3 separate regions of the Mus musculus genome follow, and regions 1 and 3 are each linked to region 2. The links are chromatin loops, found by intact Hi-C in ENCODE. Cell type or tissue: left cerebral cortex. All regions are shown on one strand. Each heading gives the region's core, and the rest is flanking DNA. Links, peaks and the distances in the headings are about the cores only.

Region 1 (5,875 bases), core at 525-5,524, 320 kb after region 2:
CCAGAGATTGGCCCGGCGCTCCTTAACTCCTCAGAATGCTGCAAGAATTCTGCACACAAACTCTGCAAGAAACCCTCTTACCAAGCTACTGCAGAATTCCCCACAGCTGAGCTCTCCCTTTCGGTTCTGTGGGTATAGTCCTGATTGTCTGTGTTGACTAGGATAATGCCAATAGGAAAACTATGCAGCTGTTCTATGAATACACATCATTTCATAAGAAAATTCATGTTTTCCATTCTAAGTTAGTCATGCAGAATTGTCCCTTTTTAAAAAGTTCATTGATTTAGGAAGTTTATTTTCAATATTATCTCCTTCCTGCAAGACTCTCGCTCTCTTTCTCCTTCTATTATGTCCATTTCTGTTCTTATTCAGCCTTTTTATACAAGTCAAAAAGATTTTTTTTCCTATCTCTTTACTAAAATCTACTAAGGTTTTATTATGGTGCTTCTCATGAATTGAGAAATTTTTTCTTATTTAACATTTAAATGAGAAATTCTCTCCCCCAAATCATTATCTAACTGACAAAATAAAAGCCTCCAGACTGTTATGGGTTATCTGAAACACTGTTGGCTTTCCTCACATGGTCACATGTTAATCCATGACCTGTGTGCCAGAACAGATGGTAGAAGAATCTCTGAGTTTAGCTGCTAAGTCTTTTCATCTGTGTTTTAAAATTATTAAAAGCATAGTATTTATTAATATTTCTAGTTATTAGCCTGGCATTATTCTGCCAGTGTTCAGACACTTAAGTAAATAAGCTTTATACAGGAGTGGAAAGGGGAGAAACATCAGATTGGATGTGATAACCTAAGCCATGACCCTGCTACAGTCCTTTGATCCAGAGGCCTTGGCCTGGCCCTTGGCTGCCCTGACCCTATTTCTACTGTGCAGTGTGGTAACCAGAGCTGGGAACACGACAAGATGTGAAAGGATCATTAGCATTTTTAAAAGAATTTCAACTAAAAGTTATTTTCTACCATATTCATTTTAAATACAGTCCTACACATCACTATATTAACTGTTCAGTGAACAAGTACACATATACACTCACTGAGCCATATACATATATGCATATGTATATACATGTACACTCATTGAACCTCATGCATACACACATACATGTGTATTTACATACTCATTCAGTCCATTCATACACATGGACATTACACATACAGGCACACTCATTGACCACATATATGCATATATACATACAAGTATACACTCATTGAGCCCAGTACACACATACATACACATCCATGCACACTTATTGAGGCACACACATGTACACATATGCACATCCATACATACTCACTGAGCAACACACATATACATTGAACCCAGTATATATACTCATCGAGCTATACATATTAAGTCTTAACTGTGCAAACTTTTTAAAAAGTTGATAGTAATTTAAAAAAGTAATGCTGGTTAATTTACTTACTGTAGACAGTTACAGAAAGGATGATTTTGTTGCTGTTTAGTTTGTTTACTTGCAACAAAGATAAAAGAGAAGGGAGGGGAGTCAGGTTAAAGAAAAGATATAAATAGGTAGATGATAGATGGTAGTTACATAGATGGAACAGGGGAAGGAAATGAATGACTATTAAGAGGGCTCATGATATCCCAAGGGAAACTGGCTCTGGACTTGAACTTTTCAACATCTCCATGTTACTGAATTTCTAATCAAATGAATCTACTTCGAGGGAGGTAAGGTGGAAAGTGTAGTTCTTCTCAGGGACTTTCCATCACAAAACCCTCTGGTGATAGCAAGTCATTTGAGAGTCTCTCCTCTGGAATTAGCGATTTAAAGTGGAGGATTAAAATATCTCTTGGAATGTGTGAAAAGACCAGCTAGTCCTTCCACAAGACACACACCTTTGCAGCTCTGGCACTTGAGGAGGCCCTGCAGTTAGCTGTGTGTCTGAAATATGTTTCCTCCCTTCTGTGACAGAAGAGCCAAGGCCTCAAACATGACATATACTTGGCATTTCTGTGCTGAGCTGTGTAGCAATCTAACTGCAAAGATGAGGCACAGAAACAAGAGCGGGGAGGAAGTCTGAGTCAGTGCTGTCCACGGCTCATGTGCTGTGGACTGTTGACCTAAGTATGGAGTGAGCTCTCTTGACCTCACAAAAGTAAGTGGTCAGCTCCCCTCACCTTCTTCTCTCTGCTTTGCACCCCTGGTCCACCATCATGATTCAGCACTCCACTCCCATATCTCAATCTCTTTCTGCTCGCTCTTAACCTCCTACCTGGGCTAGTCTCCAACAGCAGGCTTCATGATCTCTGTAAGTAATTACAAATCACATTTTCACCCATCCTTTAAAACACATGAATGGGGCCAGCAAGATGTCTCAGCAGGTTAAATAAAGCACTTGCTTCCAAGACTGCCAACCTGAGTTCAAATCCTGAGACTCACTTGCTGGAGGAGAGAAGTGAGTCCTGAAAGCTGTCCTCCAACCTTGACACAAATACCATGGATCATGAGCACCCATGTGTGCGCGCACGCACACACACACAGACACACACACAGACAGAGGACAGGGTACCCTCCTACTTCTCTAACATCTGGCTTGTCTGTGTGTCTGGGGTCATCTTTGCTGAGCTCTGTCTGAGACCCATCTCTTTCCTGTCATCTAAATCAAGTGCCCCCACTTTATTTTCTTGACCATGCAAAGACTATCACTTCACGAGAGTTGTCATCGTAGCCTTTACTCTAACCCTGACCTCATTATCTTTCTGAGAATCAGACACATGTAGCTCTTTTTACTTTCACATCCCCTCCTTCTTAAGGTCGTTTGTAGCGTAGAAGCACACACACATTTGAAAATAATTTTTCTCATACAATCTATTCTGATCATGATTACCCACTCCTCCCAGATCCTACCCACCTTTAATGCCCTGTATTTGCTCAGCACTTATATAGCCCAGCCAATAACCAGACTGAGGAAGCCACTCTGAGTCACGCTGTGCAATTTTCGGTACCTTGAGAATAGGTGATGTTTTTCCCAGTGTCAGCTGCAGGGCTCTGCAAGTGTTTCCCTGTTGCCATGGTAAAGGCTTTATGCAGCAAATCTCGACTGGAAGGGAGTTTCTGTGTGCTTTTGGAGTCTTTGCACAGATACTGGCTCCCAAATGGACTCTGCCAAGGGCACTGCTCAGGGCAGACTTTTCATTAATCTTTATCTGAGCTAAATTGAGTTGAGACTTTGATACCTATGACACTCTGCTGCTACATGCTCCTTGTCAAATGCCAGTTTCCAAGATCTCATAGAGAAGACACAGCATTCTTTGTGGGAAAAACGAATCCTCAAAAGGCAAATTTTCTGTAAATTTTCTACCCATAATAACAATAAATCAAAGCCCATATATAGAAGCCCAGGTTCTATACATGAGTTTCATTCTCTCATGTAATGCAAAAGCCACCTAGGTGGCAGGTAACATTATTAACTCCATTTTACAACTGAAGAAATCATGGGATCATTACAAGTGCTACCACTGAAACGGATGAAAAGCCAGCACCACCCTAGAGGCCATGGACTTTGCTTTCACCTGAAAGGAGTTCCAGGGAAGCCTATATTGGCTCTTCAAGGACCTGGAAACCCTGAGCTTGAAGGTGGTATGCCCAACAAGCATGACTGGTTGTGTGATAAAAATGTACTCTTGGGAGCTGGAGAGATGGCTCAGTGACTGCGAAAGAGCAGAGTTCAGTTCTCAGCACCCATACAGAATAACACACAACCACCTATAACTCCAGCTCCAGGGTGTCCAATATCCTGGCTTCTGAAGACAGGCACTATCATACACTTACTCCACATAGATACATACACAGACACATAATAATAATGATAATGATGATAATAATAATAATAATAATAATCTTTAATTTTTTTCACAATCACTTATTTCTATCTCCTCCATTCCTTGGCACTATAGAAACCTCAGCTATAGTCTTCCACTCCACAGACACAAGCATTTTTCTCTCCACTCAGAGACAGTTGCTCTATGACAAAGACAAACTTTATTTGTTGGTTCATGTTTTGTTGTTGTTGTTGTTGTTGTTGTTGTTGTTGCTGTTGTTGTTGTTGTTTTACATTTGTGTCTTACTTTGTTTAAAGCAGAGTCTCATTCAGGCTTACTTGAAACACACTAAGTAGCCTAGGCTGCCCTTGGATGCACAGATATCCTTCTGCCTAAGTCTCCCATGGGCTAGAATTATAGACATGTGCCACCATTGCCCAGCAACAAGGGAACAGAAACATTAAATGAGCAATCACCATCATTGTACAAGAGTTGGCACCCATTAGAAGGCCGGCTCTCTGGCTCTCACGGTTTGCCTTGCTTTGGGCACCTTCTGTTTGTCCCCCTTTGCCAGTATCTGGCTCCTGTGCTCTAGTCGGGCACATGTGTAAAAGATGACTCTCCTGTCCTGTGCCACTGCTAGGTTCTTCCCCTGCACTGCCCTGGCTCTCCTGCAGTAGCCCAGTGGTCACTGCTGGCTCCCTGCTCCCAACTCCCCCATCTCTAAGTATGCTCCATACTATTCTTGTTTGGTTCTCCTGCCCCTGAAATATGCCTCTTTTGTGATATCTTTAAAAATCTAATGATGACTCCTTTCTGCCTGGCCTACAGGTGCCCTCACATTCTTTCTTCCCTCAAAACTGCACATTCAGACTCATTCCAAAACAGCAGTCATGACCATAAATCTGAAGTATCCAGTCTTTCTTAGTCTAGATATATCGATGCATAGATCCCATTTTCAAAGATAAGTCTTACTGGGAGGCTCACATCTGGAACTAGCTTCAGACTGGCAGTAGGTGAGGTGACAGCCCCACCTGGAAAGAGAGTGGGTAAGACTCCTCCCTGCCAAGCTTCCTCTAAAGAGCCCCCTTACAGCCCTTTCTCCCTTCTACACTCTGAGTTCTTTTATATTTTGCTGTAGTAAACTACATATAGCATCATGTGTGCCATTTTCTGGGCACATTGTTAAGAGCTAAGTCTTGTGATATGAAGTGTATTCACATCATTTCATGATCATCACCCACTTTCATCCCCAGGTCATTTTCATTTTCCAAGACTGAAGCTCTGAACTCTGAGCACACTAAATCCCCATACTGCTCATACTGCTTTTAGCCTGTGGTGTTTAGTATTCCCAGGACCTCGTATCAATCAATAGCTGCCCTATAACTATCTTAGTTAGTGTCTTATCTTAGAAACACGACCCAGATTTCCTCTCCTTTAAATAATATTTCATTATCCATATTGCCACAGTTTGTGCTGCCATTGATCCTTCTAGAGACACCATGTTGTTTCAACTTCTCTACTGTTGTGAAGGATGTTTTTTACCATTCACGATACTGCTTTTGATCTTTGAGAAAGAGAACTGGAAGTAGAATGGCTGGGTTTTATACTGACTTTTGTTTAGGGACTTGGAGAATTCTCTGTTTTCCATGCTAGCTGTACCATTTTATGTTCCCTCTAACTATGCACAAGATTTCAAATTCTTTACACCCATCACACTATGTATTTTGTATTTTCTGGTTATTACCCATTTTAATGGGAATAAAGTAAAATTATATAGTATTTTATTTGCATTTCCCACTGAATGAGGCCAAGCATCTCTTCCTGTACGTATCGACCATTTGTACTATGTCCTGAAATAATGTCCCATACATAATGTGATTTCAGTTTTGTCACAATTCCAACATCTGTTTTCTTTTAAATTTTCTGCCTGTGATTTTTTGCCTGTCATTTCTGAATCCAACTTCACACAAAGGTTTTTCTGATTTCTTAAAAGGTATTTGTAATTTAAGCTCTATGCCCAGAGCTCTTACTTCCTTCTAGAAGGATTCATATGCTACTAGCATCTCTTTTC
Region 2 (5,875 bases), core at 328-5,327:
GAACAAATGGGGCAAATGGAAATGTATGCACTGTACAGGTGCAAGTATCTGGTGATAATGGATGCAGGAGTTTTTTGCATTGATTGGAGCCCAGCACAGTGCCTTGGGAGATGCCTGCCATAACTGATGGTGCACAGTGCCTCCTTCTGTCTATGCCGTGAACATATAAACTGGTGAGTATCCTGGTAAGTAGCGTCAGATCCATCTCCCAGCTTCAGACTGCTTTCTTCATACTGTATCTCAGACACACAGCTGGGACTGGAAGGGTAACCAAGCCCTAGGACCTATCTCCCAGATAACGGAGACAGAATCATTGCTGTTGGGCTCAGGTCCGTTTTCCCAGTAAGCAAATGGAGTCTACATACTCAAATCTAACCAAAGTTTGAGCTTTGGTTACCAAAGATGTCACAAAGGTAAACAATATTTCTGATATAGGCCTAACAAAGGGAATTTCTGTAATCACTCTTAAGTATATAAAAAGTTTACTGCATGGTTAGAATTTCAGTGTACCCAAAACAGCTGCTAAAATGTCTTTCTAGACTTAGTATTTTTTATAGATTCCATTCAATGAACAAAAAAAAAAAGCTGTGAAATACGAGTTCTTTGAATACATAGCGGGCATTGGGTTGCACTGAAGGCACGAAAACAATGGAGGGATTTTAAAATCATTCCTGGGGGAACTCACACTTTAGGATGATACACATGTCATAAAACCCAGAAGGCCCTGTTTGTCTCTTTTAAAAGCTGGGGCAACATTGGACACGCAAACTTTATATGCCCCAGTACAGGGGAACGCCAGGGCCAAAAAGGGGGAGTGGGTGGGTAGGGGAGTGGGGGTGGGTGGATATGGGGGACTTTTGGTATAGCATTGGAAATGTAAATGAGCTAAATACCTAATAAAAAATGAAAAAAAAAAAAGCTGGGGCAATATGCTCTGGATGTCTAAGAGCAGGGTATGTGGGGGTGAGGGGGTGCGGGCACGGGGTGTCACTGAAGAGTTAAGAGTAAGAAATGGGCCTGAGAAGGCTTTGGTAATTTGGACCTGAGATGTAGTAAGGAATAATCTAGGGGAAACAAAAAAGAAACAAGAAAGAGAGAGAGAGAGAGAGAGAGAGAGAGAGAGAGAGAGAGAGAGAAAGACTCAGTGACACAGCTGTGCAGGCTCAGTGATGGCTTCAAGGTTGTTCTGGAGACACATTGTCTGAAGAAAAGTGTAAACTCTATGGAAAGGCTGGGGGCAAGGGAATGCACTTCCTGCCAGCTCCTGGACCTTAGAGTTGGCGCTTGGGTCCCGGCCAGGATAATGATAAAGGTTTTAGAATCCAGGCATTCTGTTCTTGGTGCTCACACTTCAGAAGTCCCAGGGAGAGGAAAGAGAAGCCAAGGCAAGTTTCTTAATGGAGAATGATGGACTTAGAAGAACCAGTTCCCATAACATCCAGCAATGTCTGACAGCACAAAAAGATCACTCAGCACAAGAGAGTCACGAGTTCAACATAGTGAAACTGGGAAGGCCACGCCAGCCATGCCCTGCTCATAGGACTACATGAGATATGTTTGAACACAATAGGTAGACAGCCTTGGCCATAAGTCATGTTGAGGGTCCCAACTTTGAATATATTTTCATGCCCTGAATTCTGTTCGAAGGAGTGTTTTAAGTTATGTGTTTTCCTGAAAGACACTCAACTGTTTTGACTGCTTAATTTTCCACCCATCAAGGTGTACCTGAGTCAGGAACCTGAAGATCCCAGGAATTTTGTTCAAGTTTATTGTTTTTATTACACTCCAAAGTAGGGAAGGGGCCTGGGGTATCCAGCTTATGGCCCTCTTTTTAAGGGGGAATTTGGCATAAAATTCCAGACAGTAAACAGACCACTAAATCAAGCAAACCAGGTTTATTTTTAATTTAATTTTGTTTTCAACTTATTTTTACACGCCATATTCCATTCCCCACCCCCATGCACCCTCCAACTGCTCCACATCCCACACCTCCTCCCCACCTCACCCAGTCTCCACTTGGATGCCCCCACACCTCACCACACCCGACCTCTAAACTCCCTGGGGCCTTCAATCTCTTGAGGGTTAGGTGCCTCATCTCTGAATGAACACAGACCTGGCAGTCCTCTAGTCTATGTGTGTTGGGGGCCTTACATCAGCGGGTGTATGCTGTCTGTTTGGTGGTCCAGTGGTTGAGAGATCTTAGGGGTCCAGATTGAGACTGCTGGTTCTCCTACAGGATCACCTTTCTCCTCAGCTTCTTTCACTCTTCCCTAATTCAACAACAGGGGTCAGCTGCTTCTGTACATTGGTTGGGTGCAAATATCTGCACCTGATTCTTTCAGCTGCTTGTTTGGTCTTTCGGAGGGCAGTCATGATAGATAGATCCCTTTGTGTGAGCACTCCATAGCCTCAGTAATAGTGTCAGGCCTTGGGACCTCCCCTTGAGCTGGATCCCACTTTGGGCCTGTCACTGGACCTTATTTTCCTCAGGCTCTTCTCCATTTCCATTCCTGTAATTCTTTCAGACAGGAACAATTATGGGTCAGAGATATGACTGTGGGATGGCACCCCCCTCATTTGAAGTCCTGTCTTCCTGCTGGAGGTGGACTCTATAAGTTCCTTCTCTCTACTGGGGGGCATTTCATCTTTGAGTCCTGGGAATCTCTCACCTCCCAGGTCTCTGGTGGACTCTGGGGGGGTCATAGCACCCCTGTGGGAAACAAGAATCAGAGTGTCTAAAGAGTCCTACCCAGCTTTAGCCTCAGACACAGAAAGGCCAGTGACTCCTGGATATGGTCCTGAATAGAGCTGGAGGATACAGAAGTGAAGTCAGATTCCACCTGGGCTCCTTTTTATCCGAGAAACTTCTTTTGTGGGAAAATACTCCGTGGCCCATCCTCAGGAGCCATATGTCCTTGTCCCAGTTCCCCATGGTGGAACAAGGAGCACTGGTTCTGGTCGCTTAGGGGTCTGGCAGCAGGAGAGCACAGCAGATGGAAGAGAAAGGCCAGGAAATCCATGAAGCTGCGGGAGCATCTCGACGGGCTTACCAGGGCTTCCCCGGCCGCGTGTGTGGGGTGGCCGCCGGGCTGTGGACCCCTTGCCTAGTGTGTCCGTGTGCAAGCCACCAAGAGAGACAGGTGGGTGTGGAGCCCGGACCCAGGCGGCCGCAGGAGCCTAGGGAGGATCGGGCGAGGTGTGGGCGGCGCCCGACCGTCCGCGCCCGGGCCGCACCCTGGGCACCGGGGGCGCTGTCTCCTGCCGAGCTCAGGCGCCGGGAGGCCGAGCCTGGCGTTTCCCAGGAGGTGCCGGGCCAGCGGTGCATCCCCGCCACCCACCCCCGGGAGCTGCGATTGCCTGGGAGTCGCTGGAGGAGGAGAAACAGAGAGAGGCGCTGGCGGCCGCTCTGCCCGCGGGTGCGCGGAGCGCGGAAGGCGGAGCGCGAGGCTGGGTGGCCGCGGGCGTGTGTGCGCGCCTGGCCGGAGAGCTACGGGGCGGGGGACCCGCGCCCGGAGCGCCCCGCCTGGTTTTTCGCGCGGAGCCAGCGTCGCTGCTGCACAGACACACACCCACCGAGCTCCACCGAGTGCCCCTGAGCACCCGCCGCCCCCGCTGGCCACAGCCGCTCCTCCGGCAGCGGGATCCAGCGCCAAGTCCAGGGCTGGTGCGGCGCGCAGAGAACCTCTTGATTTTTTTTCCCCCTTCACTCCAGCCCTCTCTGGTCTGGGCGGCGGCGGCGGCGACAGGGGGATGGGGGCTCCACGCGGGGAAAGGCGGGTGACGATCGAGGAAGATTATTGTTCTTTTTAAAGGATGCCTTCGCTTCTTACCAATGCGGCTTCTGTGAGCCCTTTTACTAGAGACTGCGAACCGGAGTGAGATATGTAAAGAAGGAAGGAAAGCTGCCTGGAGCTCCAGCCAGCCGGGCAGACCCTCCTCTCTGTGGAGGGGAGGGGGATTTCCAACGACACATCATTGGCAAAAGGGACCTTTGCAAGAGAGGAGTCCTCTGAGGGAGCAGGGAATCCCACAGCCCCCTGTGGCACAGGAGCCAGAGCTGCTGGCTGAGCAGAGCTGGGTCCGTGGGAGCTAGGTAAGTGACCTGGGCATTGCAGCTCCCCAAGAGCTCTTCTTTAGAGATGCTTCACTGTGGCAGTCTAGTGAGACTTGAGTTGCTAAAGGAACTGGAAACTGCCATATGGCGCCCAGTGGACTTACAAACAAAGCTGGCTGGGTTGTTAGCCCTGACAGATTATTAACGAAATGCTTCTTCCTGGTGGGGGAGACACACAAGTATAAGCCCCTTAAAAGCCTAACTTGATCAAAAAGATGAAACTGTTGTATGTAAGAAAGGAACCCCGGTTGCCTTCTCTTCCTGATCGCTTGATGGTAAATGCCACACTTGCATGCACACACTTGTCGGACTAGACTTAGGGAGTATGATATCTGTTGTGTATGCACAGTCCCCAGAATACAGAGACATACATGCATTTTATTCCTCAGTGGTGAGCAGTCTTGGTTCCTCGGAAGGAGCTAGAACAGGTCTTTAAGGAAAGCACTCCAAGGCTTTTTCCAATACAATATGTCAAGGAGACCTGGGGATACAGTTGCCCTGAGTGGCACTGAAAGACACCACCATCTGCCTCATCTTTTGTTGCCAAGACTTAATGAACCTTTTCATGATAGTACCTTGCCATCTATTACCTCAGATAAGGAGCATTTGTTTTCATCCATTCATAAAAAGAACCAATGTGCAATGTGCATAAACATGCCATTTATGCGACGTTTATGACCCCACAAGTGTTTTGACAGTAAAGAATAACATAGATAAGACTAATACTAGGATATTTTGCACAATATATGCACAGGTAGGCATCGGGGTGATTGCATGTAGGTTCAACACTCCATCCAATCAAGTCACACACTAATGTCAATATTTTAAATGACATTTCACGTTTCTAATTTTTTCTTATTGATTGGTTGGGGGTTTGCTGACAATCTGACTCTTTTTTCAATCCCAACTTTAAAAAAAGTAAACATTTTACTGTTATTATTTTCAAATGTCTAGCATTGTGTAGGATAGATACCTTTGGATTACTCACTAGTGATAGCACATTTCGTAGAATTAGCAAATAATCAATTTTGGTCAAATGTCTGAAGTCTTTCCTGTCAGTGACTCCTGGGAAAGAATTCGAAAAGAGAGTAATATGTTAAAATTGTTCATATCATAAAGTCTTATCTATTTCACCCATTGGGTACTTGCGCAGGGTACATCAATAAATAAAAAAACTTGTCTCACACTTATCCTTTAATATGTGAGTAAAACATTTAGAAATCTGCACTAGAGAGTTCTTGTGCTTAATCTAATCAGAACGTTCGGTAGTTTGGCCCTTACACTGTGCATGGAAGTGTACATGTTTCAGTTTGGCTGCTTCCAGTGCTATTTTTTTTTTCCAGTGTGGGGCTTACTTATGTAGCCATGAAGACTCCCTGAGAATACCGATCATCCAGTATAGAAATAACTCACTTCTCCACTGAATGGGGAAGTCACCTCCAAGTGTTTATATGCACCCACAAAGCCACCCCTGTGGGCCGCTTCTTCATGGAGTACCTCTGGGTTCAGGGCCGTTGCTCATGACAAACAAGGTTCCCTCCAATATACTCTTCTCCTTTCTTGAGCACTACTCAGACTTTTGGAGAAAGGGGTGAGCCACTTGGCAGTTCTCTTTGTGTTCTTTCTCCTTCAACCTTCCCCTCCCTGTCTTAGTGTCCTCCACTGTCCCTCTTCCACACACCCCTACCCATGGACTCCAGAGAAGGGCTCTGCTGCCTGCCACTTGGCACTTTTGACTGCATACTTTGTCTCCATCCTCTT
Region 3 (5,875 bases), core at 525-5,524, 400 kb after region 2:
GAACAGATTAATAAACCGAGGTACCAAGTGATTTGCTTTCTTATTTATTTATTTATTTATTTACCTACTTATTTATTTTAGTAGGAAGAGGTACACATGCCACTGTATGTGTGTAGAGGTCAGAAGACAACTTATGGAAGTTGGTTCTCAACTCCATTATTTAGATCTACAGAATCAAACTCAGGTCATCAGACTTCATAGCAAGCACTTTTACCTAGCCATGATTAAAGAAAAGTCTACTATAAGCATTGACCAAAATATACCACAGCCCAAGCCGAGTACTCTTTCTGTCAATCAGGATGCCCCTCCCCGCAGCACCTGGCACCCAAACACTGAGCATCAGCTCTTGGCTGGCTGGAATTGTGTGCTTCCTTGGTTCTAGTTTGAGTGTGAGTATCAGGAGCCATCTGGGAGAGGCTAAGACTGGCAGGTGACTTTCCTGGAGGTGGCTGTTTCTGCATGGCCTACAATGGGAGAAATCTGAGAGGCAAGGTCCCAGGAGACTTCACCTCAGGATTGCTTCTTGCAGCTGATCACTATTACATAGTCTAATGATTCTTAGGCATCAGCCCACCCTATTGGACAGATTTCCTACAAATCAACTTTAAAATGAACTCCCATGAATTAATGCTGTTTAGATGAATTAGTGATTTTATAGGATTCTTGGTTTGGTTTAAATAATACTAGGAAGTTTTAAGGGGTGGTTTTAGGGTGTTTTGCCAGAAATATATAATAAAGCTAGACTCAAGAATAGAATGTGCCCATTCCTCATAAAATCTTAAGTAAAAGTTGCATAATAAGAAATACAATGAGCTTTCACAATTACACTAAAAAGAGAAATAGGCTTGGGACAAATTTGTGATCCAGGAAAAACATTCATTCTAGGTCAGAGCCAAGAAAGATGCCACAGGTGTACATTATGATCAAATGAGGCATATATATGTATATGTCTGTTTCTCTATATATGTGTGTGTAGGCATATGTGTGTACATGTAAGTGTGCATAAATACTTGAGGAGTTGATGAGCTAGGTATTCAGGTCCAACCAGAGTATGTATGTATATGAATGTGTGTGTGTGTGTGTGTGTGTGTGTGTGTGTACTGCCTGTGTAAAAGATTTTAATTCTTTTTCTCTCTGCTTTACAAATAGTTAACGAGTCCCAAGCCTCTCACTTGGCCAGTGAGAGGTCCTTGAGCCAGAGAGAAAAGAAACCAGTGCTTATTAAAGCACAAATAATAAGATTATAAGACCAGGAATCCCAGGGATCATCGCTTTTGAGCCTTCGTCCGACTCCACGCCCTGTCCAGTACTGTTCCCCTAAAGGATGAGCATCTCTAAGCCATTCCTTATTTAACAGGGCTACCTGAGGAATCAGCCCGGCAGAGTTCAGCATCTCTCTGGGAATATCAGTAGTATCAACTGACATGTAGTAGTGAGAATACATGGAATACGTTCATTAACAAAGCACTGGGTGTGGTGATGAGTCATTTGTCCTTTTGCTTCCTTGCTGTTGGCTGGAATTAATGATGAAACCCACCTAAAAGTATTTTTAAGAGATTGACGTGAGCTAATGCATGTGTGTTTGTCACTACTAATTCTCTCCTTTTAACTAGTTTATATATCAGTCAAGCTTATTTGGAAGATAAGGATGACTCTTTGGTCATGTAGTAAAACGCTGTGTGCACTTTCATGCTTAGTTGTGATTTAACACAGAATAATTGTATTTCCCTCATTCCTGAAGTTAAGTTTGTAGCAACTGAAGTCTGTAACCAACTCCATGTGGAAGGCATTTCTTGAGTTGTGCTGTGTAGAAAACCTCCTTGGGAGTGCAAGAGATGGCAGCTGGCTCTCCCCTTAAGAAATTACACGGGCCAGGCAAAATCACTCAGTCAGGGGACAAATCCATGAGGCAATTTTATTAAACCTTTGTAAGTGAGACAAGCTGTAAAGGAGGCATGCACCTCAATGTTGCAGCAACTATTCATTGCCTTAATTCAGCTGGGTCAAAAGTGATAACAGGAAGGGGCTCTATCCTATATGTACAAACAATGTCTATCATATATAACCCATATACACCATGAGGTGTTCAGAGTACCTGAACTCATATGAGGTTTAATCTCTATGGAGTTGTCACAGAATAATAGCATTATCATCATTATCCTTCTGTGCATGAGGAAACTGGCACACAGGTTGAGGATGCTACTCAAAGACAAGCAAACAGAATGAAAGGCAGAGTCCAAATATGGACCCAGTTAGTCTAGAGCCCAAGACCACATAGTTTGCTGTTATCAATACCAGCTCTCAAAGATTCGTGCTTTAGATGAATACCTGTGTAGCCTAACCCGAAGCTCCATTTTATCAGAGAGGAAACAACTGTTTAGGAGGAAGATTCTGGCCTTCTGAACGGGCTTCATGCCTACACTGTATTTATTGCAGTTTTTCTCGGAAATGCACCGTTTTATCTAACAGAGATAAAGCTTAGCAACTGGGCTAATTTAAGTACCAAAGAATGAAAAGGGAGTTTATCTTGAAAACACCCTCCAACATTTTCAGCAACCAGCAATGTGAAGCAAGGCCAAATTCAGAGTCAAAGTGAGTATAAATAAAGAGAAGTTGTTTATATCTTCTCTCCAAAGTATAGGATTTCTAAAGAAAAGATGCCTTTTATGTAACATGTAGGTCCAGGAGAAGCCTGGCTGTGTTTGGGCCAGAGCATGATGGAACAGAGACACCTACTGGTGAGAACAAGCCTCGTGTCATAGATGAATCAATTTGTTTCCAGAATGCAGAGTTTCTCATTAATATTTCAAAATGTTGGCTGGAGCGCATATAATGGTAAGATCCAGACCCTTTCCCACAGGAAACTGCATTTTAAAAACATCTGGTACACCCAACTATTCATTTCCAAACTCAAACACAGACAGCTGTTAGGATCCTGTTCTGCTTTCAGACTGGGTACAATATCCCTAGAAACCCTCAGTTCCGCCATTTTAAGACAACAGCATTGAATGAATTCCTGAATTCAAAGGACAGCCAAGACAAAGCACTACAAGCATTCACATCTTAGAATCCAGGACATTACAGGTGGCTCAAGACACAAACCTCTCATCAATCTGTAAGTGCCAGGATTCGAGCCTACCCATTTCAGACCAGTGGTTGGTTGCTATTTCTCCTAGAAAGCTGAGATGCTATCTTGATTCTCCAGAGACGACTTCCTTCCACCCAGACTTTCATGAGTATGTAACATTGGAAGTCTTGCCATTCCCATCCCAACAGGTAGCATTGTGCTACAAAAACTGTGCTTTGATGATGTTTGTCTTTTAGGAAAAATTCAGAAAGGCAAAGTGAAAAAAGGACATGCCCTAGTTTTTTCAGGTTGCTAGAACAAGGTACTGTTCACTGGGTAGCTTATAAACAATGGACACTTATTTCCCACAGTTATGAAGGGAGCCAAGAACAAGATCAAGGCATGAGCAGCCTGTGTCTGGCGTATTTCCTGGCTCACAGGTATCTTTTCCCTATGTCCTTACTTAAAGTTTCTCTCGTCTCTTCTATTAGGAGACAGATCCTGCCCAATGGGGCCCCACTCTTAGCAGCCAAGCCTTCCAAAGAATCCTTCAAATACCATCACCTTGGCTGTCAAAATTTGAACATACAAACTTTTTTCTTTTGAATTATTAGCATATGTTCATAATCAGGGCTCATAATTATAATTTATAAATATATACCATGTAGTTTGTTCATATCTCCCTCCTCCCCTAACAAAGTGGAATTTTTGAGGAATGCAAACATTCATACTATAGCAAGATAGAAGAAAATGAAGTTTAGGGAAAGGCAAATTTTTTTGCGGAGGTAACGATATTATTTTTTGTTTTTGACTCCTCCTGGGTATCCTGTTGATGCCCTGTGTCATGGAGATACTCTAGTTTTGGATCTGTAGGACCAGTCCCTTTATGCACCGCAGAAGTTTATTGATGGGATAGATGTTGGAGTGGGCCAATTCAAAGCCCTGGAACTAGGCTTGAGAGGTATCTGAGCTGGTCACTTTGCTAGCTCTCACACCCTCAGAGCTGGTTCTCCCACAACTCCTAAATCCAGGGCCACTCTACAGTGCTGCCCAGGTGAGGTACAGCTGGCTAGAAAGAGGATCAGTTCCTCTGCTCTCATGCTGCCGGGCCAGCTCTCCCACAATGCCCACTTGAGGGGAAGGGCCAGTTCCTCACAGTCCTCAAATATCATCAACATGTCACAAACTAGGGATGTCTGCCTAACCTTTGAAGGTAACCGACTCCTGCTGTTGTTGGTCATGTACCCAGATGGAGCCCTGGATAGCAGTCACCAGCTACTCAGATTAAGCTATTCCCCACTATCCTCAAGTCTCCAGTTCTGCCTGTCTTCATTGTGTCCACACCCTTCTGTTTCTCTTTCTTTTCCATTTCTCCACCACTTTCTTGCTCCTCTTAGTGGCTCCTGGGATCTCCTAGTACCTGGGGTCATTCTAGGAGTGGTCTCAGGAGTGCAAGTGGACAGGGTTCAACTCCAACGTGGTCTGCCCCTGCCAAGCCTGTGCAGCACCCAAGTGGTGGTCATTCAGGCTAGCTCCATCTCCTGGCCCCATAGCACTAGTCTAGTGGTCATCTCAGAACTGTTCCTAACCTGAGCATGCCCGAATAGTCTTTTGCAAGGGTTGTCTGTCCCGGGCTCACTCTTGCCCTGGATTCATCCTGGGAGCCCATCCCAGCCTGAATGGTGCCAGACTTGTGGTTATCTCAGGCTACTTCCCTGTCTAAGGCCCCTGGTATTGAACAGGTAATCATCTGAGGTTCAATAATTTTCATGGAATGCTAGGCTACTCATCATTCAGATGTTCAGAGGTCACAACACTAAGCTTAGATACAGCTTCTCTCCTCTCTGCCACCTACTGATGCACAGCAACCATACCTAAAGGCAGTAAGGGTAGCATTTTTAATAGAAATATGTAGAGGGTAGTCTGGTGCTTCCATGTATTTGAATGCTAAATTCTGTATCCCAAGGCCTAGTGGCCCCAACACAGTGAATTTTCACATACACCAGCATTTTTGTGTAAACCCTGCCCCCTTCCCAAGTTATCCCTGATTGATGGGCAAAGCATTGGTTCCTGGGCTTGGGGTCTCAGGTAGAGACCACAAGAAGAGTGAGGAGGAAGAAGAAGGAAGTTGACATTGGGTAGGAGGATCATGAGCACATGGCCATAAGGGCTGGCCTGATGGAGTAGGAGTGGTCCAGTCAGAACAGGCCCAAGTCATATCTCAGGCATCACCACCAAGAAGCAGAGAAAATAGCATAGAAGGCTGATATCTGTCCAGCTGTGGTGCTCTAAAGCTTGTTATAGATCTAAAGGTTTCTGTGGGTTTTTTTTTTAATCTGGGACAATAAGGTCTTAAGTACGGTAGAAACTCCTAAATAGGTATTTTAAGATAACAAGGGTGTGTAGCAATCCCCAAAACAATAAAAACCACAAAAGACAGAAAAGCTAGGAACAGTCCAGAGAGATGATTCAGCAAGTAAAGGTGCTTGTTTTGTAAGCTTGTCAACCTGTGTCAGCTTACAGCCACAACCTGTATTTAGCCTCCGGACTTAAAACATCCCAATGTTCCAAGAGTCATTGAATTCTAATAATCATTTAAACCAAAGAAAGTTCAGTATAAAGTGCAGTTCTTTCCAAAAACTTCTGATCATACCTGAATTCCATCCTCACATGAACATAGAAAGAGAGATAGGACTCCACCAAGGTATCTTCTGACTTCCATGCACGTGCGCGCACACACACACACACACACACACACACACACTCACAGTTTAAAGCAGGGAGGATTCATAGCAATTAAATGACAAC

The links. Peaks named below come from ENCODE experiments on the same cell type or tissue, not always from the same donor. Only the 100,000 strongest peaks of a DNase experiment are listed, where the experiment ranks them.
Region 1: a loop joins it to region 2, with 2.4 times the contacts of the local background. A loop is called at or near these places in 5 of 42 quality-filtered maps.
Region 3: a loop joins it to region 2, with 2.2 times the contacts of the local background. A loop is called at or near these places in 2 of 42 quality-filtered maps.

What each region holds. Positions count from the first base shown.
Region 1 is chr1:15,607,641-15,613,515 of GRCm38, forward strand. All of the region lies in intron 2 of Kcnb2 (potassium voltage gated channel, Shab-related subfamily, member 2), which reads left to right. It overlaps Gm51617 (a long non-coding RNA gene), which reads right to left. Exons shown (of 4, transcript XR_003947747.1): 1 at 1-5,875. Among named protein-coding and RNA genes, the nearest start is that of Gm51617, 7.3 kb to the right of the region's middle. In left cerebral cortex, for the core only: no CTCF peak of the experiment used is centred there; a DNase peak (open chromatin) is centred at 3,036.
Region 2 is chr1:15,283,392-15,289,266 of GRCm38, forward strand. It overlaps Kcnb2 (potassium voltage gated channel, Shab-related subfamily, member 2), which reads left to right and starts at 3,534. Exons shown (of 3, transcript NM_001098528.3): 1 at 3,534-4,093. In left cerebral cortex, for the core only: a CTCF peak has its summit at 3,246; DNase peaks (open chromatin) are centred at 3,361, 4,151 and 4,361; H3K4me3 peaks cover 2,657 bases; H3K27ac peaks cover 1,724 bases.
Region 3 is chr1:15,681,095-15,686,969 of GRCm38, forward strand. The region is part of intron 2 of Kcnb2 (potassium voltage gated channel, Shab-related subfamily, member 2); the gene reads left to right. It also overlaps the pseudogene Gm25227. Among named protein-coding and RNA genes, the nearest start is that of Gm51617, 66 kb to the left of the region's middle. In left cerebral cortex, for the core only: a CTCF peak has its summit at 2,737; a DNase peak (open chromatin) is centred at 2,663; H3K27ac peaks cover 638 bases.